Linked DNA regions of Homo sapiens: region 2 is linked to region 1. A link is a loop called in an ENCODE intact Hi-C map of the cell type or tissue named here. Cell type or tissue: GM12878. All regions are shown on one strand. Each heading gives the region's core, and the rest is flanking DNA. Links, peaks and the distances in the headings are about the cores only.

Region 1 (2,921 bases), core at 228-2,727:
GACTAGGAAAGGGAATTCCCTGACCCCTTTCGCTTCCCGGATGAGGCGATGCCTTGGCTCGCACACGGTGCGCTGCACCCACTGCCCTGCACCTACTGTCTGGCACTCCCCACTGAGATGAACCCGGTACCTCAGTTGGAAATGCAGAAATCACCCGTTTTCTGCATTGCTCACGCTGGGAGCTGTAGACCGGAGCTGTTCCTATTCGACCATCTTGGCTCCTCTCCCAGTCCTCCTTTTCATTTCTTATTGTTTTTTATTTTTACTTTTTTGCTCAATTTACTTTGAGTTACAAAACAAACAAACAAACAAACAAATAAATAAACCTTAATACCCTCTCCCTTCTCCTAACCCACTCCTTGGCCCTCTCTCCTCCAGATTCTGCATGGTCTTTACTTCCTCCAGGATGCTTTCTTTACCTGATACCTCAATTGTGGATTGGGTGCCCCAAGCATGTATTACTGTAACACCAGGGATGCTATTTACTTTCTTCAACTAACTCTCTGTTTTATCATTGTCTGCTTATATGATTCTATCCCCCACTAGACTCTAAGCTTTATAAGGGGATGACCTATGTTGTTTATTCACCAATGTATCTCTTCTATCTGGCACTCAGTGCCTGAACACACATTTGTTAAAGAAATGTAAAAATGAATGGGTGAAGAAAAGGAAGAGGAAGAAGGAAAAGCTAACAAAAAGGGAACAGGAAACAGATAAAGAAGAAGGAAGTACATTTGATTTCATGATGTCTACCTGTTTAAAACCTGTTTCTCTTTCTTTTTTTTCTTTCTTTTTTTTTTTTTTTTTGAGATTGTTGTCACTCTGTTTTCCAGGCTGGAGTGCAGTGGCACAATCTCAGCTGACTGCAACCTTTGCCTCCCGGGTTCAAGTGATTCTCCTGCCTCAGCATACCGAATAGCTGGGATTACAGGCAACCACCACCACACCCAGCTGGTTTTTGTATTTTTAGTAGAGATGGGATTTCACCATGTGGGCAGGCTGGTCTAGAACTCCTGAACTCAGGTGATTCACCCGCCTTGGACTCCCAAAGTGCTGGGATTACAGGCGTGAGCCACTGCACCCATCCAAAACCTGTTTCTGTCTGACCCACCCAACTGTCAGTTTTCTCACAGTGCAGTCAGAACAGTGGTCTAGAAGGCTTTTTCTCTCAGCTGCCATTTGTTTAGCATGGTAGTTATTCCTTTCTCTCTATTCAGGTCCCTTCTCTAAGCTCATAGTGGAAAGCAAAGGCAATTTAGGGTGTGGTGAAAGTGAGAGTGTTTCTGTGTTGGCTAAGTTGTCTGGCCAAGGTAACAGTTTCATTTCCTCCCCAAGGTATCTCAGCAGTTCACTCCCAAAGAGCTCTAAGAGGCTTAAGGAGGGTTTCAGTTATGTGTTTCAACTATGTATTATATTCTACCAGTTCACAAAAATAAATTTCCTTTGAGTGTTGTCTGTATTACTAACTTAAAAATCTATCCAGTGTTTTTAGACTTGGCAAAATATGTTTTACTTATACTTTAATTCGCAGACTTTTGAAAGAAGTTGTTTGTAGGTAGGCTATAATGTATCTGGTTTGACTGTTATTTAATTGAAATCTAAGTATTCAATGACACATTTTTATCATGGTACATTCCATTATTATCTTCAACATTGAGAACACTTTCTCAATTGAATGAGACTGTTTTGTAAAATAAAGTAAAAAATATCATTTGAATAGATAGAAAATAATAGAAAATGGACAACTATGTGACAAGTAGAAAGGTGTGAAGAATGGAATGGGAGAAGAATCATCTCAATAGTTATAAATTCACAGTCTTGGGTTTAGAGCCTTAATGAATAATTAAGGAAGTCAGGGACTAGGAAGATATAAAGATTCCTTATGTGTTATGGGATTGTAAAGCTAGAACCAGGGACCTTTGGAATCCTCTTGTTCAGTGTTCCAATTTTATAGATGAGGAGAGAGCCTAAGTGGTATATCCAGGGTCACTGAAAGTGGCAGTTGTCTTATCTGCTAGTGTGCTTTTCCATTTTTGAAAGTGTCATGGCTTATAGTCATGAGGTCCAATAAATTATTCATGGAGACAATTTTAAAGATGCCAAAGTGTCCTAAATTAGTCATTGATCTTTGTGCTTTAAATCTTTCCTGAGAAAAGATAAGGCATAAATAAACTAATAACAGATATAAATCTGATTCATGGTAATATTTCAATTAGGAGTTTCAATTTTCAATTAGGAACTAATTTCAGTCTATAATGAATGCTAAAGAAATGAAAAAATTTCAGAAGTAGTTATATGAACTCATTGAATTACTTGCAGATTAAAATAATTTTTAGCCTCGTTCCATGTACAAATAAAATTTTAAATTTAGTAGGATTTTTTGTTATATTTTAATTATTTGGAAAACATTACAATTTGTCTCAAGTGAATTTGAACATCCAATTTCCTAGTCCCTGAAAACAGGAAATTCAAAAATTTAAACCAAGCTAAAAGATATCACATTACATGGCTTTGTTTTAAGAAATAAAACTTATTTCTGTATTCATATTTGCTTTTTAATTTAGAGAAGTTATTAACTCTAAAAGTGATTTGAAGTTTTTCTATTTGTTAGGGTACCTTATTAGTTCTGTATTTCAATTCAGACTCCTGTGGAATTCTATGGGGATTGTTAAAGTATGCAGCCATTGTGGGGGGAGAAAAATTTTGTCTGTAGTCAGCAGAATCTGAAACCCCAGAGTAAACTGAAATTAGAGCTGAGTAAGACTTTCTATAGTCAATATGGAGCTGTGGTCCGTCACAAACATGCAAAACAGTCATCTGTGCTGTACGGCATAGGCAGAACATTTATATGGATGACATAAATCGTTCTTATAAACAAAAACATCCCATGCTAACTATACTGAATAAATGTCATTTCTTTT
Region 2 (2,921 bases), core at 199-2,698, 530 kb before region 1:
AGTCCTTAAATACTGATTGGATAATTAATTGATCAGTGATATGTTTAATGACATTGACCATGGATACAATAGCATGGCCTTTGAATAGAAGAAAGACCATGGAAAGGAGGAGTTGTGAGTCCTGCCCTCTTTTTCCCCGGACATGCAATGCAGTGGTTGAGACACTGAATACAAGTCTGACTGTTCCACCTCTGTCACATCTTGTACAAGTTCTATAATTTTTCCAAACTGCAGTTTGTCCTTCTGTCAGCTGGAGATAATTATTGTACCAATCTCATAAGACTGTTCAATATGAAATAAAATAAAACACATAAAATGCTTAGCCTTGTATCAGGCACATAGTAAGTATTTGACATAAATATGTTTTTATTGCTGGTGTTGTTTTTGGTTTTATTTTATGAGTTAAGATCCTGGAGAAGTGCAGGAGGTCAAAGGGAAAAGATGATAATAGCTTCCAGGGACCCATGTTGAGTGGCAAGGCCCAGAGTGACCCCGTGCTGTGGCACGGATCTGTGATTCTCCAGATGTTCACGAAGGAATGGTTTTCTGCAGAATGAAGGAGCTGAAGTGCAAATGGGGTCAGGGAATTTTATAGGAGCTTGGAGGAAGAGTCAAGAGTAGAGTGTTCAGTCGTTACATCAAGTGAAAATAGAGACGCTGACGAAGAACTCGTGCCCTTACCTGGAGAGCTTGCCCTTAGGAAAGAGAGAGAAAGAGACAGAGAGAGAGAGAGACGCAGACACACACAGAAAGAGACACAGACACAGAGAGAAAGCACAGTCCCTCTTGTGCTGGCTGCTGACCAAACCCCACTGTGCCTCAGCCCAGCTTCCTGCCTCCCTGGGGAGGGGAAACGTGTCCCTTGGCCAGTAGCCATCAAAGGTCTTACAGGGATGCTTTGTGTCTGACCTGCCAGGGAAGGCAAACGAGCCCCACTTTTTGTTCCCCAGGGAACTGGCCTCTTAGGGACACTGGCGAGAGTTGTCTGCACATGTGGTCAATGGAGGGAAGCAGCTAGCACACAAGGGGACCAAAAGGGATGGCGGCGAAACTGCACAGTGGTAGGGGGAAGCCCGCGGGCTATTTTAGGCCAGGCTCAGAACTGGAGTCAATGGAGGTTTTGTTTATGTAACATCTGCAGAGGGCCCTTCAAAGCAAATAACCCTGGGTCTCCAGGCCAGGGCTGCAGCGAGCAGGGGTGGGGCCGCGAGCTTCCTGTTGTTCTTGGCACGGCTGCCCAGCTGTCTGCGTGGCTCCTCTCAGAGCCATTTGCCGCCTCACTGCTTGCTCCCTACGATCATCTTCACAGCTCTTTTCCTAGGGGCGGGTAAACAAAGTACAAGAAGCAGTGCAGGCAGAGCCGTTCCTCGGAGAGGTGACTCGAGCACTGTGCCCCAGAAAGTTGCCCTCCTGACCCCAGGGCTCCCCGGCCGCCCTGCAGCCTCAGGAGACCCCAGGGCGTCCTTTCTGCACATCCCCTTAGCTGAGCGGCTTTGCTGTCAGTTTCAGTATGGTAGGGAAAGGGGCCTGGCTCTCAGGTCTGCCCCATACAGGTCTGAACCCAGAGCTGCATTTGGCAGTTGCTTACTCTTGTGCTAAGTGCTCAATCCCCATTATTTATTACAGGCAGAAACATACATATATACGAGATAAATAATGTATGTTAATTTCCTTTCTACCAGGCCTGTTTGAAGGCATGAACACTATATTGTTATCTTTTTGAAACACAGATTCCATTGGGAAAGATGGGGATAAGACGGCCTTTTTCAAGTTTAGGAAAATTTATATGCACAAGAATGTAGAAATCTGAAACTGACAGTTTGATAAACTTGTTCACCTATGTATCCACCCACGTAACTACTACCCTGATCAAGATACAGAATATATCCATCGCCCTTATGTGAAAAGCTCCTTTGTGTCTCTTTCTGGTTAATAACCTGCTTACCCCTACTTATATTAGTCTGCCAGGGTGCCAGAACAAAATACCAAAGGCTAAGCGATTTCAATAACAAAAATCGGTTTCTCACAGTTTTGGAAGCTGGATGTCCAAGATCAGGGGACTAGAATGGCTGGTAAGGGCCCTCTTCCTGGCTTGCAGATGGCTGCTTTCTCAGTGTATGCTCACATGGCCACTACTTTGTGCACCTGGAGCAAGCGCTCTGGTGTCTATTCTTAAAAGGACATAAATTCTATCAGATCAGGGCCCTAACCTTATGACCTCATTTAACCTTAATTACTTCCAGAAAGGACTCATCTCCAAATATATTCACATTGGGGCTCAAGGCCTCAGCATACGAATATGGAGGGGACATGATTCGGTCCATAGCACTACCACGGTGCCTTCCTCCCCCAGTGATATGGTTTGGCTGTGTCCCCATCCAAATCTCAACTTGAATTGTATCTCCCAGAATTCCCATGTGTCACGGGAGGGACCCAGGGGGAGGTAATTGAATCATGGGGGCTGGTCTTTCCCATGCTAGTCTCGTAATAGTGAGTAAGTCACATGAGATCTGATGGGTTTTTCAGGGGTTTCCGCCTTTGCTTCTTCCTCATTTTTCTCTTGCCACTGCCATGTGAGAAGTGCCTTTTGCCTCCCGCCATGTTTCTGAGGCCTCCCCAGCCATGTGGAACTGTAAGTCCAATTAAACCTCTTTTCCTTCCCAGTGTCAGGTATGTCTTTATCAGCAGCGTGAAAACAGACTAATACAGTCAGTTGGTATCAGTACAGTGGGGCGTTGCTGAAAAGATAGCTGAAAATGTGGAAGCGACTTTGGAACTGGGTAACAGGCAGAGTTTGGAACAGTTTGGAGGCCTCAGAAGAAGACAGGAAAACGTGGGAAAGTTTGGAACTTCCTAGAGACCTGTTGAATGGCTTTGACAAAAATGCTAATAGTGATATGAACAATAAGGTCCAGGCTGAG

The links. A loop is a pair of places that touch in the nucleus more often than their neighbours do. Peaks named below come from ENCODE experiments on the same cell type or tissue, not always from the same donor. Only the 100,000 strongest peaks of a DNase experiment are listed, where the experiment ranks them.
Region 2: a loop joins it to region 1, with 2.9 times the contacts of the local background. A loop is called at or near these places in 2 of 110 quality-filtered maps.

Annotation. Positions count from the first base shown.
Region 1 is chr4:53,174,834-53,177,754 of GRCh38, reverse strand. All of the region lies in intron 4 of SCFD2 (sec1 family domain containing 2), which reads left to right. Among named protein-coding and RNA genes, the nearest start is that of SCFD2, 190 kb to the left of the region's middle. In GM12878, for the core only: no CTCF peak of the experiment used is centred there; a DNase peak (open chromatin) is centred at 1,264; H3K27ac peaks cover 372 bases.
Region 2 is chr4:53,701,080-53,704,000 of GRCh38, reverse strand. All of the region lies in intron 1 of LOC100506444 (a long non-coding RNA gene), which reads right to left. Among named protein-coding and RNA genes, the nearest start is that of LNX1-AS2, 110 kb to the right of the region's middle. RefSeq lists an enhancer at 1,331-1,450. In GM12878, for the core only: a CTCF peak has its summit at 1,553; DNase peaks (open chromatin) are centred at 1,030 and 1,440; H3K4me3 peaks cover 974 bases; H3K27ac peaks cover 2,181 bases.